3 separate regions of the Homo sapiens genome follow, and all the other regions are linked to region 2. Evidence: chromatin contacts called from ENCODE Hi-C or POLR2A ChIA-PET data. All regions are on one chromosome and are shown on one strand. Each heading gives the region's core, a stretch centred on a gene start or an enhancer-like site at or near the end of the contact. The rest is flanking DNA. Distances are from core to core; before and after follow the strand shown. Region 1 overlaps LOC105371082 (a long non-coding RNA gene). Region 2 overlaps CLEC16A (C-type lectin domain containing 16A). Region 3 overlaps LOC105371082 (a long non-coding RNA gene).

The links. Hi-C counts contacts between places; a loop is a spot of excess contacts on that map. ChIA-PET counts read pairs that join two places held with the same protein, here RNA polymerase II (POLR2A). Pooled maps may share reads with other maps.
Region 1: a loop to region 2 is called in a pooled map, with 5 times the contacts of the local background. The contact joins two enhancer-like sites. A Hi-C loop is called at or near these places in 5 of 37 single-sample maps with no recorded cell type and 10 of 50 pooled maps. POLR2A ChIA-PET finds 5 or more read pairs at or near these places in 5 of 52 experiments (BJ, GM12878, WTC11 and 2 more).
Region 3: a loop to region 2 is called in a pooled map, with 12 times the contacts of the local background. The contact joins two enhancer-like sites. A Hi-C loop is called at or near these places in 4 of 37 single-sample maps with no recorded cell type and 8 of 50 pooled maps. POLR2A ChIA-PET finds 5 or more read pairs at or near these places in 3 of 52 experiments (K562, activated T-cell and naive thymus-derived CD4-positive, alpha-beta T cell).

Annotation. Positions count from the first base shown.
Region 1 is chr16:11,361,915-11,365,065 of GRCh38, forward strand. All of the region lies in intron 1 of LOC105371082 (a long non-coding RNA gene), which reads left to right. Among named protein-coding and RNA genes, the nearest start is that of RMI2, 18 kb to the left of the region's middle. RefSeq lists an enhancer at 423-482. Within about 2 kb of position 1,442, at least 12 of the 41 ENCODE cell types and tissues checked have a DNase peak (open chromatin) inside an H3K27ac peak, as active enhancers do.
Region 2 is chr16:11,050,771-11,053,986 of GRCh38, forward strand. It overlaps CLEC16A (C-type lectin domain containing 16A), which reads left to right. Exons shown (of 24, transcript NM_015226.3): 18 at 743-871. Among named protein-coding and RNA genes, the nearest start is that of CLEC16A, 110 kb to the left of the region's middle. RefSeq lists enhancers at 1-138, 139-716, 1,729-1,878. Within about 2 kb of position 1,686, at least 2 of the 41 ENCODE cell types and tissues checked have a DNase peak (open chromatin) inside an H3K27ac peak, as active enhancers do.
Region 3 is chr16:11,326,920-11,329,944 of GRCh38, forward strand. All of the region lies in intron 1 of LOC105371082 (a long non-coding RNA gene), which reads left to right. Among named protein-coding and RNA genes, the nearest start is that of RMI2, 17 kb to the right of the region's middle. RefSeq lists enhancers at 427-486, 577-646, 707-766, 1,657-1,706, 1,765-2,544. Within about 2 kb of position 1,737, at least 20 of the 41 ENCODE cell types and tissues checked have a DNase peak (open chromatin) inside an H3K27ac peak, as active enhancers do.

The sequences.
Region 1 (3,151 bases), core at 192-2,691, 310 kb after region 2:
CCAACAGCCTGCCCTTAAAGCTCCTAAGTTGGAGAGACCTGCTCGGTCACGATCCTGGCTTTGCTAGCCACACTCAGTCCCCGGGTTCATCTCTCGGGGCCAATGCGATGTTGTTTGTGAGATGGAGAGAATGGCATTGCCCCTACCCCCACCAGGGTGGCTTCAGGATGAAATTCAACACGGGAAGCAGCCTCCCCCCACCCCCATGGACCGAGAGGTGATACTATTAGAGTTATATGGGTTTGTGGTTTCCCCTTACTGTCTCCACTTCCTTCCTGAAACCCTGAAAGAGGCTTCGCAGGAAAGGAAGGGTCTTTCAGATGCCTGAGTGCAGCTGGGAATGGCTGTCCCCAGTTAGCCAGGCTGGTTGGAGCCTAGGGTGAGTTGGCTGGGTTGTGGGTTTGAACCACCAGAATCACTGAGGCACAGCTGGCCCACTGCCGAGTGCTGCCAGCCATCCTGCAAACGCCACCATTGCTCATCCCTGGGAGATGCTCCAGCATTGACCAAAAGGGTTGCCGGGTCTTGTCCTGCTCAGGACAGGCCACTCTAGAGTGATCTATAGTCATACTGTAAGGATAGATCTGGGTCCTGTGCCTCCCACGGACCCTGAGCACAGAATACACATGACAGGGCCCCAGCACACGGGCGGCGGCCCCTCTTGTTAGTATTAATTATGCACTTATGTGAAATGCACCTGCTCTTGAAGAAGGGGACAGCCAATGATTAAAACAGTTGAGGGCAGGTCACCAGGCTGTTGCAGGCTCCATTAAGAAATGGCTCTGAGAGGGTTACTTTAGAGCAAGGGAAGGGTCTTCTGTTGCAGGGGCTCTGTGCCTGGCCAGCACCACCTCCCCCGCCTTTTTTTTTTTTTTTTTTTTTTGAGATGGAGTCTCGTTCTGTTGCCCAGGCTGGAGTGCAGTGGCGCAGTCTCGGCTCACTGCAACCTCTGCCTCCCAGGTTCAAGCGATTCTCCTGCCTCAGCCTCCCAAGTAGCTGGGACCACAGGCGTGTGCCACCATTCCTGGCTAACTTCTTGTATTTTTAGTGGAGACGAGGTTTCACTGTGTTAGCCAGGATGATCTCAATCTCTTGACCTCGTGATCCACCCACCTTGGCCTCCCAAAATGCTGGGATTACAGGCGTGAGCCACTGCGCCCGGCCAGCCAGTCCCTTATTTTATGGAAACCCCAGCCTATTCCAGCCACCCAAGAACCTTCGTTAAGTGGCTCTGAAGTGGGAATGGCTACTTAATTTGCAGGGATCAGCACAAAATGAAAATCAATAATTTTCAGAAATTAAGATTCAAGATGGTAATAGAGCATTCGAGTGAGCATTGGGGACCCTTCTGAGCACAGGGCCCTGTCTGTGCAGTTTGCACACAGCCCAGGTCTGGGGAGAGTACAAGGCAGGCAGCTGGCTTGTAGCATGTGAATGAACTGAGTCACCCTGCCCTTTGTGGGAGTTGACCTGCATCTTTTCTAGGCTGTTGGCCAGGGCAGGGCTGATGACATGAGCGGGGCTTGCCCTGGTGTGGGCTGAATATGATACACTGTGAGAAGTTGAAGGGAGGGGGATTGGAGTAGGGTGCTCCAGGCAGCATCATCTCTGTACAACAGGAAGTCCCTGAGCTTGGACACATGACTTGATCACCTGTCACAAGGTTCAAGGTGAAACCCAGAAGGCCAGGCAATGATGCATTGAAACTGTCACTACCCAAGTCAGCATTTTCTAATACCATTAAACACTTTTGGCCGGGCGTGGTGGCTCACGCCTGTAATCCCAGCACTTTGGGAGGCTGAGGCGGGCAGATTATGAGGTCAGGAGACCGAGACCATCCTGGTTAACACGGTGAATACTAAAAATACAAAAAATTAGCCGGGCGTGTGGTGGGGCCTGTAGTCCCAGCTATTCGGGAGGCTGAGGCAGGAAAATGGCATGAACCCAGGAGGCGGAGCTTGCAGTGAGCCGAGATGGCGCCACTGCACTCCAGCCTGGGCAACAGAGCGAGACTCCATCTCAATAAAAAAAAAACCTTTTTTTATAGATACGAGGTCTCGGTGTGTTGACCAGGCTGGTCTTGAATTCTTGGTCTCAAGTGATCCTCCTGTCTCGGCGTCCCAAGGTGTTGGGATTACAGTCATGAGCCACTGCACCTGGCCTCCAACACCATTTTGAAAATTTTGATATATCTGTGATTTTGGATTACATCTGTTTTGTTACTTCTGTTAGAGAAAACTGACCTGGCCGGGCACGGTGGCTCATGCCTATAATCCCAGCACTTTGGGAGGACAAGGCGGGTGGATCACTTGAGAATCAGGAGTTTTAGACCATCCTGGCCAACATGGTGAAACCCTGTCTATACTAAAAATCAAAAATTAGCCAGGCATGGTGGTGGGCGCCTGTAATCCCAGCTACTCAGAGGCTGAGGCAGGAGAATCGCTTGAACCCACGAGACAGAGATTGCAGTGAGCCGAGATCGCGCCACTGCACTCCAGCCTCAGCGACAGAACAAGACTCTGCCTCCAGAAAAAAAAACAAAACTTCAAAAGCAGATTTGTCATTGCCAGGTGACCTTGTCAACCATGGGTGTACAAGGACAAACCAAATCCGGGTGAAAGAATTTGTGCCTTGTTTTCTTTGCCTTTGACCTTCAGCCCCGTGCATTCCTGCAAATGCATTGCCCCTGGTAAACCTTAAGAAGACCTTAACTTTTCTGTTTTAAGTGAGATTTCCAAGTTAATTTAAGTTGTGTGGAACAGGACACTCCCTTTACTGGAGAGCAATTGGTATCTGAAGAGAATGAGATAGAGGTTGCTAAGGAAACCCTTGTTTGCAATGTTTGGTTTACATAAATTATTGGTGAATAAGAAAAATAAGTTTATTCCTTCTTCCAGATGGTAAACTGGAAGGGAAGCATGTTACTGGGTAAAGTGAGTCATGGGCCGTGGGAGGCTCAGATGGAAAAGGGCTCTGGGATGCCTCTCTCTCTCTCTCTTTACTTGGGACCCCTTTCTAATTTACCTACCAGGCCTCAAAAGACAAAGCCCTCTAATCTGTTTAGGCAGGAACAGATAAAATTCCTCTGGGTGGATGGGTAGGGGAGGGAAGGAGGAAGTTTGCAGAAACTGAAAGAGAACTTTTTTGGGGG
Region 2 (3,216 bases), core at 436-2,935:
CCGTCCAGCAGGAGGTGATCCCAGCACGTGCCTGGCACTTAGTAGATGCTCCAATAATGATTGTGTTATATTATCCCAGGTAAGATGTGAAGGGGACAAGGAAGGAAGGGGAAACATTGGTCCTAGGGTGGGAATCACAGAGGCCCTGGAGCAAGACAGGCCTGGGCTCATGTCTTGGCTCTGCCACCCACCAGCTGAGCGACCTTGGATCCATTTTTCTGCTTCTCTGAGACTGTGTTCCCTCATCAGCAAAGTGGGAAGCAGCTCCTCAAAAGCCCTTAGGTCACAGCTTGCAGCGGAATCAGCTCTCGTTAAACGGAAGCTGCCATCGCCATAGCTGTTATCATCACTGGAAGGACAGAGAGGAGGAAGCAGGTGGCAGACGGGCTTGCACCCACAGGGATAAAGCATACCTGGCCTCCTGCTGAGAATCCCTGTCCCTGCTGAGGTGGAGAGAGAATGCGAAGAGGAGCAAGCTTTTCACAGCAAGGATGCAACTTCTCAAGAGTCTGAGCTGCTGCTTCAATTAAAGGAAAAATCTGCAATTTAGAAAACCAAAAGGCATATTGCTCCCTTATCTGGCTGCCTCTGTGCTTTACTTCAATCTAAATCCAGGATTTAGATCACTCATTTACATTTACTAAATGCGGTTGAAGGCGAGGGGCCTGTGCAACCTCCCCCGGCCCCTTCCTCCTTCCAAGTAAGGAATCTGCTTTGAGGTTTCCTGTAATGTCTCTTCTAGATGAAGCCCATGAACGTGGAATATCTCATGATGGACGCCTCCATCCTGCTGCCCCCAACAGGCACGCCACTGACGGGCATTGACTTCGTGAAGCGGCTGCCGTGTGGCGATGTGGAGAAGACCCGGCGGGTGAGTGAGCACAGGACCTGTCATCTCCTGGGCCACTGTTCTCCAGAACCACTCCCAGACCAGGGAGGAAAGGGCTTCTTTGTCAAAGTCAAGAGCCTGCCCTCAACACAGCTTAGACAGTGGATAGAGAGTACCCATTTGCCCCCAGGCATGACTTTCCAAGGCATGTTTTTACCCTTTGGGAAGTAGGGTTTGGCATTCCGTTGCATCTGGCACCCAGTGTTGGCTGCAGAGAGGTAGCCTTCACCAGTGCAGACAGACAAGCCCTGAGCTCAGGAGTGTAAGGCAATGGGGCCAGTTTTCTGTGAACCATCGGGGGTGAGCACGGTACATCCAGTGCAGGTGAGGTTGGTGTGAAATCGTAGCCCAGCGGTCTCAGGACCCCCAGAGATAGTGCGATGTTAAGGCATCTACCTGCTCTTGGGACACAGTCAAATTAAATGTGAATCTCACCAGCCTGCAGGACAGATATGTGTGAAAAGATTAGTTCTCAGAACCAGCTGCAGTGTGTGCTTCCGTTATCAGCCCTTTTTTTCCGAAGCAGGTACTCTAGGAAGCAGTGTCCTCAGGGGTGTTCATGGTATTTTATCTCCCGGGTAAGATCAGAGTTTCTTTCTTAGAAAGCACCATCACCTTTTCCTAGAAAATCATTCACTGGAGACATGAGTATTTGTGTATAGTTCAGAGGAATTCATTGCACACAGCTCCCCTTGTCAGCCTTTATCATCTGAGTTAATTCGTGTGTGACAGAGGTGTTTCACTTTTGGATTTTGCAAAACAGGAATGACCTGTCATTTGCACCTCAGACACGAGGAGTCTGAACCTTCCTCCCTGCAGCTGGTGGTTCTACCTCGGAAGCCTGGGGGTGCAGAGGAAGTGGGACCCATGTGTCTTGAGTCAATCCACATTTCCAACTGTCTGACCAAACCCACAAGCCTCACCGCAGGACCCACCCTGTCCGGCCCACTGACGCCTTCCTTCCATGTCCTCCCTGCCAGGCACACGATTCTGTTTGTGGGTGGCAGTGTTTGCACTGGACGTCCTGGCATCAGCTTTCACTGGAGGACTGGTTCTGACAGATGTGTATGTGTTGCTTCATGATGCTGACGTGCTCACCCCCAGCCAGGGCTACAGCATCCTGTGCCAAGAAGGCCCCACCTGGGAGATCCCCCCGCACCCCTGAGCCAGAAGGTCCAGAGGACTGAACGCTGAGCACTGCTGCTCTGGATTCCACTTTGCCTTTTTGTTGTTGTTGTTGTTGTTGTTGTTTTGGAGGCTGCAGTGAGCTGTGATCCATCCTGGAGTGCAGTGTTGCGATCATAGCTCACTGCAGCCTCAAACTCCTGGGCTCCAGCCATCCTCCCACCTCAGCGTCGGTAGCTGGAACTACAGGCACAAGCTACCACACCTAGCTAATTTTTAGATGTTTTATAGAGATGAAGTCTTGCTAAGTTACCCAAGTTAGCCTTGAACTCCTGGCCTCAAGCCATCCTCCTGCCTTGGCCTCCCAAAGTGCTGAAATTACAGACATGTACCACCACACCCAGCCCACACTCTACCTTCTTTTGGTTCACAGTTCATCAGGGTTTTTCTTACCACTTCTATGAACACATAGCCTCTGTTATGAAGTAGATCAATTCAAATCAGTTCTTTATGTGAATTTCCTCATTAAATTCTATAACCATCCTAGGAGATTGGCACTATTATTATCCCCATTTTACAGAGGAAGAATTTTTTTTTTTTTTAGACAGGGTCCTGCTCTGTCACCCAGGTTGGAGTGCAGTGGTGCCATCTTGGCTCACTGCAACACACTCTGCCCCCTGGGGTCAAGCAATCCTCCCACCTCAGCCTCCTGGGTAGCTGGGATTACAGGTGTGTGCCACCACACTCGGCTAATTTTTGTATTTTTTGTAGAAATGGGGTTTTGCCATGTTACCCAGGCTGGTCTTGAACTCCTGGACCCAAGCGATCCGCCCACCTCGGCCTCTCAAAGTGCTAGGATTACAGATGTGAACCACCACGCCCTGTCCACAGGGGAAGAAATTGATGCATGGAGAGGTCTGGTGATTTGCTCAAGGTCACCCAGCTAGTGAGTAGCTGAGCCACAAGTCAGCCCAGGCAATGTGGCCCCCAGAACCTAGACTCTTAGGCATTCTGATCCACTGCTTCCCACACTGCCTTCTTGAGATCTGCTGGCTCTGCTCAGGACACTGGGACAGCAAAAACACAGCCCCAGTCCTGAAGAAATCAGAGCCTTAGAGGTCAAAGTGGGAAGAGACAGTGGCAGGTCATGTGGCTCAGGCCATTATTCAAGCAGCATTAGGTCAGGTCACTAATCCCACCTG
Region 3 (3,025 bases), core at 487-2,986, 280 kb after region 2:
CAGCACTTATATTTTCACTCTTACTTGGCAGATGAAGAAATTGAGTCCTGTTAAGGAACGTGCTTAGGATCACATGCTAGGAGGTGGTCGTGCTGGAATTCAAATCCAGGCAGGTGCTAGCTTGAGAGCCACTGCTCTATAAAGCCCTTCTCAGGCCTCCACTCAGGCCAAGGGAGGAGGAAGGGCCCTCAGGCAGGAGCAGCGTGAGCAAAGGTCTGGAGCTGGGACTGAGCATGGCATGTCAGGAGAGAGAGACAAGAGCTCTGTGGCCATGGGGAGCAGCGTGAGGTCAAAATGGAGAGGCAAGAGGAGGGAGGGGTGTGGAGGTCCCTGAATGCCAGCATGAACGCTCCGGGCCTTCTGTGGGGTGGGCGGCACGGGAGAAAGGGAGTCTAGCCAGCTCCGGCTGGGTGCCCTGGCTCAAACCATCCTTGCCTCAGGCAAGGACACCTGCATGGACCCAGTCGCTCAAGTCCCAAACCAAGTCCATCCTTGAGTTCTGTCTTTGTCTCCCCTCATCGGGCCGTGGGGAGTAGAGTGAAACCGCAGCTGCAGCCTCCTGGCTAGTCTCTCCACTCCTCTGCCCCCACAGCCCAGTCTCCACGCGGCGGCCAGGGGCGTCTACTGAAAACGAAAATCAGGTCATGTCTCTCTCTTTCTCTTTCTCTCTCTCTTTTTTTTTTTTTGAGATGGAATCTCCCTCTGTTGCGCAGGCTGGAGTGCAACCACCTCCCGGGCTCAAGTGATTCTCCTGCCCCAGCCTCTCAAGTAGATGGGTTTATAGGCCACCCACTACCACGCCCGGCTAATTTTTGTATTTTTGGTAGAGACGGGGTTTTGACATGTTGGCCAGGCTGGTTTCCTGACCTCAAGTGATCCTCCCACTTTGGCATCCTAAAGTGCTGAGATTACAGATGTGAGCCACTGTGCCCAGCCTCCTCTCTCTGTCTCTCCCCACCCCTCCCCTCAAAAATGCGCATTCCTGGTACATTTAAAGCAAAATCCAAATTCCTTTAAGTGGCCTGTGAGTCTCTACCTGATCTTGCCTCACCGACCTCTTGACTGCATCACTGACTGCTCCCCCATCACTGCGCACCCATACTGGCCTTTCTGTTCCTCATACACACAGGGTCGCTCCCGCTGCAGGGCCTTAGCATTCGCCATTCCCTCTGGTGGGAGTGGCCCTTCCCCAGCCCACCAGCCCCTTCTGTCATTCAGGTCTCAGCTGAGGGAGCCTGTGCAGATAAGCCCCTCTCCCCACCCCTCCTGGTTTATTTTCTTCATCTGCATGTGCTTAGCACCCGAAATTGTCTCTTGCTCTCTCCCCATCCTTCACCAGATTATAAACTCCATAAAAGCAGGGTCTTTTGTTGGTTTTGTTCACCGCTGCATCCCAGGCATTCAGTGAGCACTTGTTGAGTGAAGAAATCAGACTCAGTCTTCCCCTCTGTAAAATGGGACCACATCAAACCTCCTGGCAGGGTAGTGGTGTGGCTCAGAGGTAACGTTTGTACACAGTTGGACTTCTTCCCTACTGGCCCAAGGACTTACCTGGCCACCCCTCCTGGAACCCAGCCTCCTCCAGCTCCCCCAAGCCCTCTGCCTTGGGAGCGGACACCTTAGCAGAAGGGCCGTCCTCCAGACCCTTTGCAGCCAGGCCTCTCTGCTCACAGATCCCTGAGGACATCCGGAGGTTGGTGCCCAGAGCCTAGCCCCAGGCTCATGCAAATTCTGTCTTCCAGTTCAGCAGCTGTGGCCTCCTTCACTCGGCCTTTTAAAAGAAATTCTTGGGCTGACTCACACTTCCTTTGTCTCCAGCTGGGTTCACTCAAGTGTCGCTGTTTTGCAAGGCTGAGGTTTGAGTCCCTCAGAAGCAATCTCTGATGCAGGGGCGCTGTGTGCTTCATTGAACTTCGAATGAAGGTCAGGCCCCCCAGAAAACCTCATACCAGGACAGTTGGGAAACTACCCCTCACTGGTGGTCAGGGCATTCTGGGTTGGAGAAACTGCTTTGGGGCTTTGGCAGGTGTTCATTTTGTCCATCCCCCTGCCTCCCACCTAACCCCATCCCAAACTCACTCAAAAAAATGCCCCTACTGCCCTGGGGGGTGCATTTCAACGTCTCATGTACCCCGCTTTTCCTTCCTTCCCTGTGAAATCAGGCGTTTGGATTCAGCGCACTGCTCAGAAGGTTTGTTTCTTTCTGTGCAAACACGTGGAGTGATGCTCTGTCTCGATTTTCTAGAACACTTCCACTTTCACAGAATTGCGGTTATTTTGAGAAAAAGGGTCTGTTACAGGTACAACAATATACTGGTACTGGTCTGCATTTCTTGTTTCTGTCCCTGGAAGAGTTTTTATGTAAATAAAGTCACACTGCTCCAGGGGAAAGGAATTCCTGAGGAATTCCCTGGAGAGAAAGGGATGAGTGATATTTAACCCATTTTCTCCCGTCTCCAGTAGAAAGAACTGGAGCTTTGGAGGCAGGCTGATTTCAGGGTCAACCTCTTCCTGGCTGTGAGGCATTGAGTAAGTTACTTAACCTCTCAAAGGGCCTGAATTTCTTGGGGGTAGATTTAGGGCACAGTTATCCCTGGATACTATTTTTGAGGGGGGAGTCGAACCTTTTTTATTTACTTATTTTTTTTAGAGACAGGGTCTTGCTCTGTCATCCAAGCTGCAGTGCAGTGGCATGATCACAGCTCACTGCAGCCTCGACTTCCTAGGCTCAAGTGATCCTACCACCTCAGCCTCCCAAGTAGCTGGGACTACAGGCACACAACACCATGCCCAGCTAATTTTTTAATTTTTTGTAGAGACGGGGGTCTCCCTGTTACCCAGCCTGGTCTTGAACTCCTGGGCTCAAGCGATCCTCCCGCTTTGGCCTCCCAAAATGTTGGGATTATAGGCGTGAGCCTGGCCTGGAACCTATTTTTAATAAATGGAAGTGAAATTCACGTAACATAAAATTAACTAATTTGAAATGAACAATTCAGTGGTGCTTAGTACATTTACAGCGTTGTGC